Regions from separate parts of the Homo sapiens genome. Here region 2 is linked to region 1. Evidence: chromatin loops called from intact Hi-C (ENCODE). Cell type or tissue: natural killer cell. All regions are shown on one strand. Links, peaks and the distances in the headings refer to the core of each region. The heading gives the core; the rest is flanking DNA. Region 1 overlaps KRT74 (keratin 74). Region 2 has its middle 16 kb from the start of KRT2.

Evidence for each region. Hi-C counts contacts between places; a loop is a spot of excess contacts. Peaks named below come from ENCODE experiments on the same cell type or tissue, not always from the same donor. Only the 100,000 strongest peaks of a DNase experiment are listed, where the experiment ranks them.
Region 2: it touches region 1 in a loop (6-fold over the local background); 1 of 110 quality-filtered maps calls a loop at or near these places.

Annotation. Positions count from the first base shown.
Region 1 is chr12:52,564,907-52,569,426 of GRCh38, forward strand. KRT74 (keratin 74) reads right to left here. Exons shown (of 9, transcript NM_175053.4): 7 at 3,263-3,483; 8 at 2,753-2,787; 9 at 876-2,262. The coding sequence ends at 2,063. Among named protein-coding and RNA genes, the nearest start is that of KRT74, 6.7 kb to the right of the region's middle. In natural killer cell, for the core only: no CTCF peak of the experiment used is centred there; a DNase peak (open chromatin) is centred at 2,085; H3K27ac peaks cover 2,245 bases.
Region 2 is chr12:52,633,973-52,638,192 of GRCh38, forward strand. It overlaps the pseudogene KRT128P. Among named protein-coding and RNA genes, the nearest start is that of KRT2, 16 kb to the right of the region's middle. In natural killer cell, for the core only: no CTCF peak of the experiment used is centred there; no DNase peak of the experiment used is centred there.

The DNA.
Region 1 (4,520 bases), core at 247-4,246:
CCTCCTTAATACATGAAAGCCACAGGGAGGTGAATGGAGGCCACTACTTAGGCCAGAGTCCCCATCCTCCCAAGGCCTGTCCCCATTATCTTGAGGCCTGTAGAGGTGAACATCTTTGGGCACACCCATGACACAAGACAAATTTGAAAGCTGCTTAGACAGCTAGACTCTGCCGGCCACAGCTGAGGGACTTAGAAATCCACCCAGCCCCACTGCAGATTAAGCATCTCTAATCCAAAAGTCTGAAATCCAAAGTGCTCCAAAACTTTTGGAGCATTTTATTTAAAATTTGTACAAAATTATCTTTAGCCTACGCAGAAGGTATATATGAAACATAAATGAAGTTCATGTTTTGATTTGGGTTCCATCCCCGAAGTATCTCATTATGCACATGCAAACATTTCAAAATCCAAAGTCAGGAATGTTTCTGGTCCCAAGAATTTTGGATAAGGTATACCCAATCTGTATTGACTTTGGAAAATCTGAGATCTCCCACCCCCTACTAAATAAGCACATGAAAGCCTGTGTCCAAACTACTATGTTGCTGTGATTTAAATTCCCTCTCCAGGAGCCCATGTGTCCATCTTTCTGGTTATTTAATTAAACTCTCCTCCTCTTCCAGGAAGCCTTCCTTGCTTAGCCTCTCTATTCCAGTCCCTTACTAGCATTGCTGCCTTAGGCTGCCCTTCCCTGATTTACATGAGTGTGTATCTGTCTCTTCCAGCAGCCTGAGATTGCCTCCAGAGCAGCCTCATCTGAGTTGGCCTGCAGCTTCCCAGCAAGAGTCCTGCACGCTTGCTGGGGAGAAATGGAGGGTGGCACATCATCACTAGAGGGTGGAACATTTGGAAAGATTAACAGACTGACAGAAGCATACCTCTGACAACACTCAAGGACAACTTAATGAATATACAGCAGAAATTCAGAGTCTTTAATTCAAACAAAAGAGGAAATAGATGCTGCCATTCTTAGGAATATTTACACCCTGAGCCACGACATCTGGACTAGGCAGTAGCACTCAGCGACAGAAAAGCCAGCTCCACTCACTGAGCTCAGCTCATGGCACCAAAAATTGAGAGTCAGAAGCTATGTAGGACACAGCCCCAGAGAGACTGTGGAAGACAAATCACATACCCACAGTCCTGACAAAAGGCAATGTAATTACGCTGCCCTCATCAAAAAGAATGGTGACTTTGACAGCCCTTTTGTTAAAAAGGCAGTGACACACCACAGAAAAAGCATAGATCCTTGTGTCGGCCAGGCCTGACTCTGGCACATAGGTGGGTGACTGGGGCCAGTTCAGCAGCCTCTTGGGATCAGGCTCCCAGTCTGTTCCAAGGATGCTCATTGCATCTTCTTTGCAGGAATGGATGAGAACAGGAGGCAATATGTGTAGGGTGTCTGGCATCTAGTAGGTGCTTGACAAATGATGGTAGCTATTGCTGATAATGAAGGAGGTGGGTGGGTGACACAGGCTGGCAGAGAATCCCCAATACACCTTCACTTGGCTTTGTGGAGATGGGTGCAGCTGGTGGTCTACAGATGTACACGTGGTGTCCTAAATATTGGCGTCATCCTGCAAAGTTGTTTCTGATGGAGCAAGTAAAGGCTGTCTAACTTCTCACCACCTGCTTACAGGTCTCGTGTCACCCCACCATGCTGGCAGGGGATGTAAAACCTCTCAGACAGTAGCTAACTTGGCCTAAGCACAGAACAAACCAGCCCCTCCCCTGTCGTCTCCTGCTCCTTCCCTCTTTCTAGGGATGATCACAGCTTCCTTAGGGCCAAGAAGGTTATAATGGCTTGTGCCTCCAAAGCCTCCTGCCAGCCAAAGGCAGCGAGGAAAATGAGAAGTCGTTAGTCCACATGGGACCTAAGGAAACAGGGAAGGTGACTGTGTCAATCAGAGCTTGAAAGTAAAAGCTAAACCACGATGCAGACAGTTGAGTGTACTACAGACAGTTTTAAAACTCAGGGCCTGGGAACTTGGGTGTGGCAGACACCTTTGGGGGTGGCAAAGTCACCTCTTCTTCCAAGTGCTGAGGTGGGTGAGGCCATGGGTCTAGCGGGTGGCTTTCCTTGCTGGGATGCTGGCTGGGGTGCTCTTGCCCTGGGTGTCCTTGAGGTCTCCCCCTCGCGCCTCTGTGGTCTTGGTCTGCCCGCTCTGGGTGCTGCCAGAGCTGCCTGCCACAGCGCTGGCCCCAAGGTCAACACCCGCAGAGCTGGGGTGGTGGTAGCTGTAGCTGCTACTGCTGATGACAGCTGAGGAGGAGGGGCCAAGAGCAGGGGAGAGGAGCAGTGTCAATCAGCAGATAACAGCTATGGTAACGGCTGTCCCCAAGGGCTTCTCCACAACAACACCTCATTTAATCCGCAGAACCACCCTCAGTAGTCAAGAAGCACTACAGAGATGAACTGAGAGCCTATTACGGGCCGGACTTCGTGTGAGGTGAAGACCCCATCAGATAGATACAGTCCCTGCCCTCCTGGAAATGCTAGGAAAATCCATGTCCACCAACCCTTTCTCCAAATGACAACGTCCCAGGGGAGAAACAGGAAGGGAAAAGGGTGGGCATGACCTCAGTCACCATTTCACAGGATGAAAAGGGAGAACATTTCCTTTGAAGCCCAGAAACCTTCCCAAGACAGTAACAGAAGCTTCTTGGGAGGTGAGACAGTAAATGGAGGTGACATCACTTTGTCCCAGGGTCCCTGGCTTTCCCAACCCAAGGCATCTCTCAAGAATACTCACAGATGCTCACAGAGGATGGATTCTCACCAGACATCCTGTGAGACAGAAAGTTAGAGAAAGATAAAAACTCAGTGTCGAGATTCCACTAAACATCAATGGGCTCCTGCTTTTATACGTGCATCATTTAAACTCATCCTTATAACAACTTACGAAACTGACACTATCGCCTTCATCTTACAGATGAGAAAACAAGAGTCCTGGAGATACTAGATGATTTACCGAGACCACACCACTAGCATAGGATAAAGCCAATAATTAGCCCCTGCTGAAGAGCCAGTCATTAGCCCCAGGTCTGTCTGAGCCCCCGGTTCTCATCACAGCAGCACACGGCCATCTACGCTTCATGGCTCATGTCCAACAACCCCTTGCAGGAAGCTGCCTCTGAGTTCACGAAATCACCACATCTCTTGCTTGTATTGGCACTAACCATGTTGTTCTCCAGGTGGCCCCTCAGCCAGACAGGAGCCACACCCCAGTCCCTTCTCACACTTTCCCCTCCACCCCACCTACCTGCACTCCTCGCCCTCCAGCAGCTTGCGGTAGGTGGCAATCTCCATGTCCAGGGCCAGTTTCAGGCTCATGAGCTCCTGGTACTCGCGCAGCATCCGCGCCAGCTCCTCCTTGGCCTGGTGCAGGGCGCCCTCCAGCTCATCCAGCTTGGCCTGGGCATCCTTCAGGGCATTGTCTCCCCGCTGCTCAGCGTCAGCGATGGCCGTCTCCAGGCTGGCACGCTGAAGGGCAAAGAACAGAGAGACCATCAGAACAGAAAATTACATTTAGCTCATACCAGTTAAGTAGAACAATGCCCTCATTTTGCAGATGGGGCCCTAGGTGACAAGGAGTAAAAGCTGCAAAGCCAACACCAGAACTTTGTCTCTTCTATTTTCTATTGCAGAGGAGTATTCAAAGCTGTTATCACATGAAGCTGTGGAAGCAGTTGCATTTCAGGAGGTCAGGAAGAAATGTCGATGTTTGCAAAGTTAGATAGTGCCTGAGACCGGAGGCCACCAGTATCTACAGATTCAAAATACTACAGGTTCAGGAAAATCATGCCCGATCCCCTAGCAAGGCCAGCCCTGAGGATGAGACAGTATGCCACGGTCCCACTGTGATCAGATTCCTGCTGCAGGACCTCTCCCCATTGGGGATCCTTCTGATCTGTTAGCATCCAGATGAGTGTTTCTGGACTCCAGCACTCTGGGGAGAGTCTGTGTGAAGGCTCCCACATCTGGCCTTCCCTTAGAGCAGGAGGATAAGGCCCTAAATTATAGGCACAACCTCAGAAGCTGGACTCTGATGAACATCTGGGGGGCATTGCGATGCCTGTTGCTAACAGAGAGGGAGGAACTATGCTCATGGAATTTGTGAATCGGCCAAATGTAGAGTCGTAGAGTTGTCCCTGTGTTTGCCTGCAGAGCATGGAGGGTTGTGGGGGCACCAGAAGGAGAACAGGCTCAGATCTTTCCGCTGGTCAATTCTATCACTAGCAGAGCAGACCTGGTTCTCAGAGAGGTCACAGGAAGGATCCTCCAGCCTCCAATATCATCTCCCCACTGACGCAGTGTTTAAAATTTGCTGCTGTCAGGTAAGACAGGCCCCCCACCCCCACCCCCCCGCCCACTAACATGGAAGTAGTACCATGGCACAGGGCAAGGGAACCCAGGAGGGCTTCATCGACAGCTGTGTCCCTCAGTCAACAGACCATGCCCCACTCCGAGAGCAGGAACCTGGTGTGGCCAACAGAGGCGCCTGATGCATACCCTCTGCA
Region 2 (4,220 bases), core at 221-4,220, 69 kb after region 1:
CCTGCACTGTCCAATACCGTAGCCACAGGCTACATTTCCATCACGGCAAACAGGCCTTTTCCGAACGTCCCTCAAGTTATCCAGCTCCGGCTTTCTAACCTCCAAGCATGGGCACTCACTTTGTCAATGAAGAAGGAAAACTTGTTGAGTTTCTTGATCTGCTCCTGCTCCTACTACTTTACCTCCTAGACCTCAGTGTCAATCATCACATCCAGAGACTCCAACAAGCTTTGGTTTATCACAACTTCCTGGATGCCTCCAGGGCAGACCAGAGAACCTACAGACCCATGCTCCCCAAAACCACTGTCAAGACCAAAGCCCTCCTTGCTAGGCTTCCCACCCCAAACTGTCCACCTCCATAGCTCCTTTGTCTGCCTCCATGGTCCCGGCCTCCAGCCATGATGATGGAGATGCTCTTTCTCCCCGCAGGGCTAACGAGACTCCAGCTGCTATAACCGCCTGGCTCAGCATAGCCTTGGCTTCGTGCCCCTCTGTGCTGTTCCACAAGAGTGGCAGCCTCTGCCAAGGCTGTGCTGCTCGTCTCTGGCACCCTCCCAGCAGCATGACCCAGCCACTACCAAAGCCTGTGCTCTGGCACCTCAAGCATACACCTGCCTGCTCACAGTGACTCCAAGGCAGTGAGTGACATAGAGAGGTGGGAAGAAGGTGTCTCCATGTTTCCCTGCCAGAATGCTGAGGTGTCACCTTATACCTCTCCTGGAGCTGGCAGTGGGCCAAAGACAAATTCATGGGTTTGGCTACCCTGACACTAAAAGTGACAAAAAAATAAATACAGCCTTCTACTTGGGAACAGTCAGTCTAGTAACTATTGCTTAGTTAGCAGGGTTTTCTTATTATGGTCTACCTGTCAACTATCTGCTGACCTAGGCAATATGAGGTGTGTATGATTATGCCCAAAAAGCTATCAGGTCGGGTATTTTCTGAGATTGTTGCTATTTCAGCACTTTTAGTTTCTACCAGAGTGATATTAAAACCAGAGATACATCTTCCTAAAGCTTTAGGACAGAGACACTGATGAATTAGAAACTGATATCTGTAAAGGAAAGTGATTTAGAGACACATACTAAATGGAATTTTCTACAGTTGGTGAGAGTTACTTCCACCTCCCTACCAAAAATATACACAGTATCCTGTATATATTTTCCCAAAACAAGTGTCCAAAAAAGGGATTAGGAGTTAACTGTGTCCACCAATGAAATATTACATAACTAATAAAAATTACTGGGCTTATGCAAACCAAAAAATTCTGTTTTAATGTTAAGTGGGAAAAGGAAAAATCAAAATTGAATAATCAATATGACCACTAAATCCTAGGCACAGAAAAGAAGGCCTAGGATAAGACTGGAGGTATAGGATGAGCAGAGAAATATTGTTTAACTGACTAAAGCTAAATACTTTAGAAAAGCATGTTCAAAAAGAAAATACATCAAAGTGTTAACAGTAGTTGTTTTGTGTAGTGGTGAATTTTTTAAATTTTCTATATTTCTATTTTTCCAAGATTAAAATAATAAGCAGGTATAATTTTTACAACAGAAGCAATCAAGCCCCATAAGGCTTCAAACTCCTCTATGGGGAGGTGAAGCAGGTCTTCTTTTAGAAACTGTGATATATATATATATATTGGAATACTACTCAGCCACAAAAAGGAATGAATTGACAACATTTGCAGGATGGGACTGGAGACTACTATTCTAAGTGAAGTAACTCAGGAATGGAAAACCAAACATTGTATGTTCTCACTCAGAAGTGGGAGCTAAGCTGTGAGGATGCAAAGGCATAAGAATGACACACAGAATTTGGGGACCCAGGGGGAAAGGGTGTGAAGGGGGTGAGGGATAAAGGACTACAAATCAGGTTCAGTGTATACTGCTTGGGTGATGGGTGCACCAATATCTCACAAATAACCACTAAAGAACTTATTCGTGTAAGCAAATACCACCTGTTCCTCAAAAACCTATGGAAATAAATTTTTTTTTTTTTTTAACATTCAAGCAGGCCAAGAACATTGGGTCCTTCTTTCGGTCACTCCATAACTATTTGGCCAGCTGCCTGAGAGAATATTCTGGGCTCAGGATTCTCTTTGTATATGTTTTATCCAGGTCAGAGAAGTGCAGACTTACTCTTGTCTTGGGCCCCTCCTTCTCTTCTTTCCCCTGAGTCCGCATACCTGTAAAGTCACCTGTGAGATGACACGCGTGCCTGGCAGGGCCCAACAGCCCCTCTCAGCTAGTCTCCTTCTCTGGATCCAGGTGAGAAGCAGAGGTGTCTTCCCCATGCTATGATCCTGTACCCTTCCTGCTTAGCCAGGCCCTACCCTGCGGTCCCACCCACTGTCTGAGTGCCCCTAACCCGGCCACTGGGGAGAGAGTCAGGCAAAGGAAGAACACGTGGTAGGATATGTGGTGGAAATGATGTGAAATGCAAGAGCCATAGCCGTGGTTTCCAATGCCAGCTCTACCACTTCCTAGTTTTGTGATTGTGGACTTTTCAGCCTTAGCTTTGCTATCTGTCAAATGTGGTGATAATGACACCTGTCCTTGCTACATAACCAAGGTGTTATACAAACTGTTCGGGGTTGGCGGGGGTGGGGGGGCAGTGGAAATAAATGTTAGTTTTTACCACTGAAATTTTACAAAGATAAATGTTTAAGTCCACATCTTTTCCCAGCAGCAGCAACAGCAACAGCAACAGCACGGGTATCATGTATTGCCCGATTATTGTGTTTCACAACTGTAAGTGCTTTACAAAGATAATCTCCTTTAATCTCCACAACAGTACTATGAGGCAGCCACTGTTATTATCTTCATTTTTTTAGTAGTGAAAACTGAGGTTTAAAAGATGAAGCACTTTGCCCAAATGACGCAACTAGTTAAGAATTAGAAACAGGATTTGAACCAAGGCCAACTGATTCAAGAGCTCAATACAGAAATATTGAGTTGGGCCCATAAATGCTGAGGAGACATGAATTGGGACCCCTGCTTGGAGGTAGTGCACTTTGAGCAGGTTTCAGGGGAAGAGAGGAAGCAGGGAGAGGGCAGTCTTATCAGGGATGAGGTGGGAGCCTCACTAGCCCCACTAAAGAGAGTTGAGAAAGAGGTCTTAGCAGGGGTCACAGAAAACCAGAAGGGGGAGAGTGAGACCAAGGTGACAGGACAGGCCAAGGCTAACGAGATTAACTATGACAAAAGTGACAGGAGGAGGGTGGGTGCCCAGGCCGAGACAGAATATAATTGTACAGTCTCCACTATTTCTTTTCTCCTCCTTTTCAGGCAATTCTGGGATTCTAGTGAAAGTCATCACCTTCTTAAAAATTTCTGATAATTTTTCTTGAGTACTCTGCATATTTGACCCCAGATAAACTTCTGTCAAGGTCATGAACTTGAGAAAGTGTTCTTCTATCTCTTAGGAAATTTCCAGTCTAAATAGGCAAAGCAAAAGTCTGCTATAAGGAGTCCCCAAGCCCTCTCTCTGCTCCCAGCCTCCCCGTGCGTCCTGGAACCCTCTCCTGTGCACACTCCGGCCCCAGCTGTTTCAGCAGGCTGCTGGCTTCATTTTCCTTAAGACCCTGAACAGAAACCTGTGGTTGCTTCTAATGCTCTGCCACGATGGCTACTTGAAAAAAATAAATCTTTTTAGTTTTTGTAAAAGAAATACATGCTTTGTACAAAAACTCAAACAATAGAACACAGTATAAGAGCACAGTGTAAAAGTTCATTCTTTTCACACTTTGTCACTCTGTCTCGTCTCAGGGCTACTGCTAGCCTATAGAGTGCATTCGTGACTATTAGACAAAGATGTTCCTTCCTCCAGACAGATAAAAAAATATTTAATGAAATGGCAAGTTGAATCCAGCAATGTATAAAAAGGTTAATATTTGGGAGGCCGAGGCAGACAGATCACGAAATCAAGAGATCGAGACCATCCTGGCCAATATGATGAAACCTCTTCTCTAATAAAAATACAAAAATTAGCTGGGCATGGTGGCACATGCCTGTAGTCCCAGTTACTCAAGAAGCTGAAGTAAGAGAATCACTTGAACCTGGGAGGCGGAGGTTGCAGTGAGCCAAGATTGTGCCACTGTACTCCAGCATGACAACAGAGCAAGACTTCATCTCAAAAAAAATAAATAAATAATAATAATAATAATAATAATATAGCATGACCAAATGGAGTTTATTCCAGGAATACAAGATTAATTT